3 separate regions of the Homo sapiens genome follow, and regions 1 and 3 are each linked to region 2. The links are chromatin contacts, found by Hi-C or POLR2A ChIA-PET in ENCODE. All regions are on one chromosome and are shown on one strand. The core of a region is the stretch at or near the end of the contact, and the rest is flanking DNA. Distances in the headings are between cores, read along the strand shown. Region 1 overlaps ELF1 (E74 like ETS transcription factor 1). Region 2 holds the start of KBTBD6 (kelch repeat and BTB domain containing 6). Region 3 overlaps ELF1 (E74 like ETS transcription factor 1).

Region 1 (2,784 bases), core at 171-2,670, 160 kb after region 2:
AGAAGATAACTATCAATCTATATATAATATACATTTTTTATCCAAGCGTTAATTGAAATGAGACTTTCATTATGACTTAGTAATAAATTCTAAGTAGTTTATCTATAGGATCCTGTACTGGTAGTGGTTAAACTTGTGGACTCTAGAGTCAGATTGCTTGGGTTCAGATTTCAGCTTTTTCTGGCTGGGTGACTAGTATGTGTCAATAATATATAGCCTAGTGTTGTGGGGATTGAGTGGATAAAGCCATATGACGTCCTTAACATAGTAGCTGCTTCCGTCATCACTACATTAGGGGTACCACTGTATTCTATTTTATAGTTTATTATATTGAAAGACTCCCAAAGACAGAGACTAGAGAACACTTTTTACACAGCGCTGTAGTGAGTTTTTTTAGTTGAAAGTACATTGACCAGACACTTGAATCCTTTTTTCCCCTTAATTAAACCACATGTTTATCTATGTGACATTTATAGCAGGTACATAATCCATAAAAATGAGGATATTAGAGAACAAACGCCATTGGGAAGTGTAAGGAGGCTAATAGAGACAAGTATGTTTTCTTGGCACGGAGGTTAACATCCAAACATACTTGGCACGAAGATTAACATCCAAAGCAGCATCTTTGCATGTTAACCTCCATGCCAAGAAAACATTACTTGCCTTAGTCTTGAATACAATGTAAAGATAACACTGCCTAACATCTTGTACAGCTCTTTGTAGTTTACAGTCTTTTCTGTATACACTTGGATTCTTACAAGTCACTGTATGATAGAGATCGTATTTTTCCCGTTTTCTATAGTATAATGTTATCTTGAATTTATTACTAAGTGACTAGGAGACCTGTATTAGAATCTTTCACCTGTGATAGATTTGTAGGGCAAGCTTACAAAGGCATCCAGAGTAATTACTGTTCAAAGTAACCTAGCTGAATTACTAAATAAGTCTAGATTCCAGTTCTGATTTAGTAACACTCTTTTAGAGTATCAACTAGAGGATAATTTGTCTTTTAGCTGTTCGTTAATTTCCTCATTAATCTTGACGACACTTGATTTGTTTGTTTATATTTTAAGGGATGATGGGATAATGCAGAACAGTATAAGGATTTGCTATATCATTTGAGCTAATGCATTGAAATATTTTAAGTTTTTGGAATGGTAATAATGTAGATTTTTTTTTCTTTGAAAATGTGCCAGTAACAATGAAAGAAACTGAGGAAATTGCCAGGGAACAATCCCCACATGCACAAAACCTGTAGGCCCAGATAGTTTCGTGAGTGAGTGATTTTCAACTTTACCAGCCCGGGCAACATAGTAAGACTCTATCTCTACAAAAAATTTAAAAATTAGCATGATGTGGCAGCCTGTACCTCTGATCTCAGCTGCTTGGGAAGCGGAAGTGGGAGGATCTCAAGCCTAGGAGGTAGAGGCTACAGTGAGCCATGATTGTGCCACTGCACTCTAGCCTGGAGTCTCACTGACAGAGACCCTGTCTTAAAAATTTAATGAACTAATTTAAACAGTTTCGGTTCAGAGAGAGTTTCCTAATTCAGTTTTACAAAACTGACATAACACTGATACCAAAACCTGGCAGAATTTGCATACACACATATAAACACTAGGCTAATCTAAAAATTTATGTGCTGTTTAATAATTAATGAACACTTATTGTCTCTTACCCTTGCCAGGCCCTGCACGTGATATGCATTTTATATTTTCATCTTTAAAAGCCTGTATGGTGTGACAACTCTTGTTATCCCCATTTTACAAGTAAGGAAAACATGTATAATGAGGAATCTCAAAGAGGTTGAAGGAATGCATGTTACCCAGAAACACACAACTGTAAAGTGCCACTTGTATTGAAATTGACTGACCTGAGAGAGCCCAAACTCTTAACCATTATGCTAGGGTATAAGAGAGAAAAAGAACCATAAAGGAAAAAGAGAATATGGAAGACTATTAAGTAAATTGTCTTTTATACTGATTATATCTAGGATTAGTGCGATTTTTTACTTTTTCCCAAATACATTTATGTATAACATTTTTAAGAACTAGACTCATGTACTACACCTGTAGTCAGTAAAACTATGATGTTCTTATAATTTAGACCAATGTGTTGAGCAGTGGGTACTACAACTACATAAACTTTTCTGCCTGGTTGCTAAAACTGCTTTTTATTTTATAATAAGGAATAGGTCCCTGGGCGCAATGGCTCATGTCTGTAATCCCAGCACTTTGGGAGGCTGAGGCAGATGGACTGCTTAAGCCCAGGAGTTTGAGACCAGCCTGGGCAACATGACAAAACCCCATCTCTACAAAAAACACAAAAATTAGCTGGGTGTGGTGGCACATGCCTGTTCTCCCAGCTATTCATGTCGCTGAGGTGGAAAGATTGCTTGAGCCCCAGAGGTCAAGGCTGCAATGAGCTGTGATTGTGCCACTGTACTACAGCCTGGGCAACGGAGCAAGACCCTGTCTAAAAAAAAAAAAAAAAAGAATATAGAAAGTGTTTACAGGGAGCTTGAGTTAATCAACAGAAATATTTGGAGCTGTTTTAGTGGCATATTTTTTTAAAGTATGTGGAGAATTTGGCTATGAAGAATTCTTCACAGAAAACTTTGTACTGGGCTTTGGAAATCTATTGTACAATCCTAGCTTGCTTTGTGTAATACATCAATTCCTGAAATCATTTAAAATACACTTTGGAATTTAGAAATAGTAGAAACCATTGAGGAGGGGCACTATATGGAAAGGAAGCAATGATGTTTCATACTCTTGGAATATA
Region 2 (2,962 bases), core at 218-2,717:
GTATCCTGCTTAAAATTCCCCATTTGTACTCCTGAGGTAAGAACCATCTACAAAGGTGATATCAAGGTCTCTGAGAGGAGTTCTGGTGATGTCAGAGTGAGGAAATGTGAATGACTGTGTGACGGTGATTCAGTCACAAGGTTGTCCTTCAGAGGGAATGGGAAGAAGAGTGGCTTGATTGTTTTGACTACGGTGGACAGTGATGAGAGAGGAAGACAGTGGCAGGGTTTCACAGGAGGTGAGTCCGAAGCGGAAACGTGTTAGGTGTTCTCAGTGACTTCTAATGTCTGAACTGCACGGGGTAAGTAAAGGTTGAGTGAATGACTAGAAATAAAGTCAGCTCTGATGGAGAGGCAACTTCATACAAGCAAGGGGAGAAATGCTTGAGCCACTGGGTCTAAAAGGATGCTAAATTACCAACCAGGCCTCTGGCTTCCATTGTGTTTTGGGGTGAGGACCCCCTAAAGCATGTCTCTTCTTTTGTGTAAAAAAGGGAAAGGGGTACTGAATATTGGAGAGACCAAGTGGGAGAAGTGGCTACAGAGGACTTCAGGTTTTGAAATGCAGATATGGAAGGAAAGTCTCAAAGTCAGGTGACTGGAGGTGGTCTCCTTTTAGTCATGGCAAATAAGGACAGGCAATTGTGAAAAAGCCAGGGATCTAATTCCAGCGATAGCCAACCAATCCTACAAACCCTGAGTTATCTTTTGGTACCAGGGAGAGGCATAGTGAGTAAAAAAAAAAAAAAAAAAAAAATCACTTCTAATGGATACATACACTAATACAAGATGTTAATAATAAGGGAACTGTGAAGTGGGGAGAGATATATGGAAGTTCCCTGTCCCTGCTGCTCAATTTTTCCGTAAACCTAAAAATAAAATCTAATTTACACACACACACACACACGCCCCTAAAAAGGGATCTCTGCTGGAACTTGCAAGGTTTTCTGTTTTGGGGGGTTTTTTGTTTTCCTACAGGCTCATAATTTCAAATTAGTGGTGCTTCCTTTTTTTTTTTTTAATAAAGGCTGGAAGAAAACTTATCGAACCTTTATAATTCTAAGAACTGAGTAATTATTCTACAAACCAACAAATATTTATTAACAGCGTCCTATAACCAACTCATGTAATCTTCACACAATCCTATGAAATACTACTGTTCACGTCTTACAAAAGAAGAAACAGTTCAAAGAGACAAGTCAAACAATACATACTAGAACGAGGCGACTACTCTGGATTCCAAAACCACAGTTCCAAACCACAAAATCGAATCTAGGAAAATTGGCGCTCTCGAGTGTCGTCAGCTAAAACAAGGAACACCAGAGAAGGATCGCGATATTACACAAACTACTACTCCCGACATGCAAAGCGGATTCTTTCCCTCGGTCTCGGCCCGGGAGTCCGAGAGTCCCAGCAGCCCTCGGGGCGCGAAAGGCAACCTGGGAGCGGTAGTTCTCCTGGGCGCCTAGCATTGTCGCCCACGCTGCAGTAGCGGCTTCTGCGGCTCCAAGCCAGCGGGTCCTGTGAAGGCGAGCAGACGCGGAGAAAGGACGCGGGAGTGAGAGAGGGTGAGTCAGCCACTGTCTAAACGATAACGGGAGGCGGTTCTGCGGGGTAGGGTTGAATTCAGTAAATGGGCTCGTGCTGCTGTCTCTTCGGAGACGCTGCTATCTTAGCGTCAGCGAGGGAAGGTTGAGGAGGAGCCAGAGCCGGGTCCTGCAGCGTTTCTCGCCATCAGCGCCCGTCGCCATCTCCACCATGCAGTCCCGGGAAGACGCCCCGCGCTCTCGCCGCCTAGCCAGTCCCCGTGGTGGGAAGCGGCCCAAGAAGATTCACAAACCCACAGTTTCGGCCTTTTTCACGGGTCCAGAGGAATTAAAGGACACGGCCCATTCTGCAGCCCTGCTGGCACAGCTCAAGTCCTTCTACGATGCGCGGCTGCTGTGTGATGTGACCATCGAGGTGGTGACGCCTGGCAGCGGGCCTGGCACGGGTCGCCTGTTCCCCTGCAACCGCAATGTGCTGGCCGCGGCATGTCCCTACTTCAAGAGCATGTTCACAGGTGGCATGTACGAGAGCCAGCAGGCCAGCGTGACCATGCACGATGTGGACGCCGAGTCCTTCGAGGTGTTGGTCGACTACTGCTACACGGGTCGTGTGTCTCTCAGTGAGGCCAACGTGGAGCGCCTGTACGCGGCCTCCGACATGCTACAGCTGGAATATGTGCGGGAAGCCTGTGCCTCCTTCTTAGCCCGACGTCTTGACCTGACCAACTGCACCGCCATCCTCAAGTTTGCAGATGCCTTTGGCCATCGCAAGCTGCGATCCCAGGCCCAGTCCTATATAGCTCAGAACTTCAAGCAACTCAGCCACATGGGTTCAATTCGGGAGGAGACTCTAGCAGATCTGACCCTGGCCCAGCTGCTGGCTGTCCTGCGCTTGGATAGTCTGGACGTGGAGAGTGAGCAGACAGTGTGCCATGTGGCAGTGCAGTGGCTGGAGGCTGCTCCCAAAGAGCGGGGTCCCAGTGCTGCAGAAGTCTTCAAGTGCGTGCGCTGGATGCACTTCACTGAAGAAGATCAGGACTACTTAGAAGGGCTGCTGACCAAGCCCATCGTGAAGAAGTACTGCCTGGACGTTATTGAAGGGGCCCTGCAGATGCGCTATGGTGACCTGTTGTACAAGTCTCTGGTGCCAGTGCCAAACAGCAGCAGCAGCAGTAGCAGCAGCAACTCTCTTGTATCTGCAGCAGAAAATCCACCCCAGAGACTGGGTATGTGTGCCAAGGAGATGGTGATCTTCTTTGGACACCCCAGAGATCCCTTTCTCTGCTGTGATCCATACTCGGGGGACCTTTACAAAGTGCCGTCACCTTTGACCTGTCTGGCTCACACTAGGACTGTCACCACTTTAGCTGTCTGTATCTCTCCTGACCATGACATCTATCTAGCTGCTCAGCCCAG
Region 3 (2,700 bases), core at 25-2,524, 200 kb after region 2:
CATGAAATGTGAGCTATTAAAATTCTAAGAATTCTGTCATATGGTTAAGACTGAGGTAGGTTTTTTGTTTAGGTTAATTAAGCACTTCTCCCTTTATATGTAAAAACAGGTTGAATACAATTATATGAATTTTGGTAATTATTGTGGATGAGCATGTTGGTAACATTATCTCTCAAATATTAAAATAGCAGGCCGGGCACAGTGGCTCATGCCTATAATCCCAGCACTTTGGGAGGCCGAGGCGGGTGGATCACCTGAGGTCAGGACTTTGAGACCAGCCTGACCAACATAGAAAACCCCATCTCAATTAAAACTACAAAAATTAGCCGGGCGTGGTGGCACGTGACTATAATCCCAGCTACTCGGGAGGCTGACAGGAGAATGGCTTGAACCCAGGAGGCAGAAGCTACAGTGAGCCAAGATCACGCCACTGTACTCCAGCCTGAGCAACAAGAGTGAAACTCCATCTAAAAAAAAAAAAAAAAAAAAAAAAGCAGGAATGAATCAAACAGATTTGCTTTTAAATTCCTAATTTTAAGAAGCTCATGCAAACTTCTTGCTAAGCATTTTAACATCCTCCTCCTTCCCCAACAAAATTAGCTCCTCATTTGTGTTAATGTGGCCCTATGTACAGACCTTTCTTCCATAGCACTCAGCAGATGGTATCATAGTTAATGGCCTGAGAGTTTTGTGTTAGGCATCTCTGTATGTAGTGTTTAATACAAAGTCTGGCATGATATTGGTCATGCTCTGTTGAAAATATGGGAAGCAGCATTTTGAAACACATAACTGGTATTTTGTAAAATGACTTGTCAAGTGTTAAAGTTTTAAATGATGTAGAATATGCTAATTGTCTCACTTTAATTTCATCATCTCAATAGGACTATACAGGCTCCAACCCAAGTTCCAGTGGTTGTGTCTCCTAGGAATCAGCAGTTGCATACAGTAACACTCCAAACAGTGCCACTCACAACAGTTATAGCCAGCACAGATCCATCAGCAGGTACTGGATCTCAGAAGTTTATTTTACAAGCCATTCCATCATCACAGCCCATGACAGTACTGAAAGAAAATGTCATGCTGCAGTCACAAAAGGCGGGCTCTCCTCCTTCAATTGTCTTGGGCCCTGCCCAGGTTCAGCAGGTCCTTACTAGCAATGTTCAGACCATTTGCAATGGAACCGTCAGTGTGGCTTCCTCTCCATCCTTCAGTGCTACTGCACCTGTGGTGACCTTTTCTCCTCGCAGTTCACAGCTGGTTGCTCACCCACCTGGCACTGTAATCACTTCAGTTATCAAAACTCAAGAAACAAAAACTCTTACACAGGAAGTAGAGAAAAAGGAATCTGAAGATCATTTGAAAGAGAACACTGAGAAAACGGAGCAGCAGCCACAGCCTTATGTGATGGTAGTGTCCAGTTCCAATGGATTTACTTCTCAGGTAGCTATGAAACAAAACGAACTGCTGGAACCCAACTCTTTTTAGTTAATATACCAAAGCTTATGAATAATTGTTTGTTAATTGAACATTTTCAATTATATGCAGACTGACTGATTCTAAGATAAATTCTAAGGAGGTTTCTAATTTTGTAATTGTTAAAAATAGAGTTAATTTTGACTTTGTTAGATGAGGGAGGAAAACTCAACTGTTTCTCTTTGTTATCTAAATGTTTCAGAATTCAATCGTGAAGGAACAGGCATTTTACACTATGAAGACATTCTTTTGAGATTTTTATTTCAGTTGCTATATCATAAGCATTTTTAAAGTTTCTTTTCTAATTTTACATTGTATTAGATTTTCTGATTCTTTTGTAAATACAGAACTTAAATAGAAGGCAACAGGAAATTTATATAGGAACTATTTTCATTCCACTTGTGTAAGTTAAGTCTTGACTCTTTCAAATGCAAAAAACCTATTTTATGCTTTGTTAAAATTATGGTGTCACTTAGATTGACTTTAGTTGACTGCACTATATAATATAGAACTATGAATATGTAGAATAACATGAAAAATTGGAGGTGCTGGTGGTATGGCTGACCCTGTTTCAGAAGCAGGATAGTATAAAAGCATCAGCCTAAGAATGGCACTCCCACTAACTAGCTATGTAATCTTGACCTCTTTGGGCTTTAGTTCCTCTCATAAAAGGAAGAGATGTATTGGATTAGACTAGATGATCACCACTTTCTCTTCTAGTTCTAATTTTTTTAATTCTAATACCTATATTTTCAAGTTATGTCAATTAAATCATTATCAGGTTATTTCCTAATGTAAGAATAGCTAAAATGTTGCAGAGAAATAAGTGACCCAACAAAATTTATTCATCTGTTATGGGTAAGATCTGCCATAAATTCTTCCTAAATAATTTGTTTACTAACTCTTTAGGCCACTGTGCTTTGCGGTCCATTAGTAAACTTGTGTTGCTAAGTGCTAAACAGAATACTGCTATTTTGAGAGAGTCAAGACTCTTTCTTAAGGGCCAAGAAAGCAACTTGAGCCTTGGGCTAATCTGGCTGAGTAGTCAGTTATAAAAGCATAATTGCTTTATATTTTGGATCATTTTTTACTGGGGGCGGACTTGGGGGGGGTTGCATACAAAGATAACATATATATCCAACTTTCTGAAATGAAATGTTTTTAGATTACTTTTTCAACTGTAAATAATGTACATTTAATGTCACAAGAAAAAAATGTCTTCTGCAA

Evidence for each region. A loop is a pair of places that touch in the nucleus more often than their neighbours do. ChIA-PET counts read pairs that join two places held with the same protein, here RNA polymerase II (POLR2A). Pooled maps may share reads with other maps.
Region 1: a loop to region 2 is called in a map of GM12878, with 2.4 times the contacts of the local background. The contact joins the enhancer-like site here to the promoter of KBTBD6 in region 2. A Hi-C loop is called at or near these places in 1 of 168 maps with a recorded cell type or tissue (GM12878), 2 of 37 single-sample maps with no recorded cell type and 7 of 50 pooled maps. POLR2A ChIA-PET finds 5 or more read pairs at or near these places in 1 of 52 experiments (T-cell).
Region 3: a pooled map shows a loop between it and region 2 (2.6-fold over the local background). The contact joins the enhancer-like site here to the promoter of KBTBD6 in region 2. A Hi-C loop is called at or near these places in 10 of 168 maps with a recorded cell type or tissue (CD4-positive, alpha-beta T cell, CD4-positive, alpha-beta memory T cell, CD8-positive, alpha-beta T cell and 4 more), 4 of 37 single-sample maps with no recorded cell type and 25 of 50 pooled maps. POLR2A ChIA-PET finds 5 or more read pairs at or near these places in 1 of 52 experiments (activated naive CD4-positive, alpha-beta T cell).

What each region holds. Positions count from the first base shown.
Region 1 is chr13:40,968,432-40,971,215 of GRCh38, reverse strand. All of the region lies in intron 2 of ELF1 (E74 like ETS transcription factor 1), which reads left to right. Among named protein-coding and RNA genes, the nearest start is that of ELF1, 49 kb to the left of the region's middle. Within about 2 kb of position 1,420, at least 3 of the 41 ENCODE cell types and tissues checked have a DNase peak (open chromatin) inside an H3K27ac peak, as active enhancers do.
Region 2 is chr13:41,131,307-41,134,268 of GRCh38, reverse strand. It overlaps KBTBD6 (kelch repeat and BTB domain containing 6), which reads left to right and starts at 1,467. Exons shown (of 1, transcript NM_152903.5): 1 at 1,467-2,962. The coding sequence starts at 1,758. KBTBD6-DT (KBTBD6 divergent transcript) reads right to left here and starts at 1,341. Exons shown (of 4, transcript NR_120423.1): 1 at 1,214-1,341. RefSeq lists enhancers at 1,165-1,404, 1,765-1,814.
Region 3 is chr13:40,932,210-40,934,909 of GRCh38, reverse strand. It overlaps ELF1 (E74 like ETS transcription factor 1), which reads left to right. Exons shown (of 9, transcript NM_172373.4): 9 at 882-2,700. The coding sequence ends at 1,485. Among named protein-coding and RNA genes, the nearest start is that of ELF1, 86 kb to the left of the region's middle. Within about 2 kb of position 1,274, at least 3 of the 41 ENCODE cell types and tissues checked have a DNase peak (open chromatin) inside an H3K27ac peak, as active enhancers do.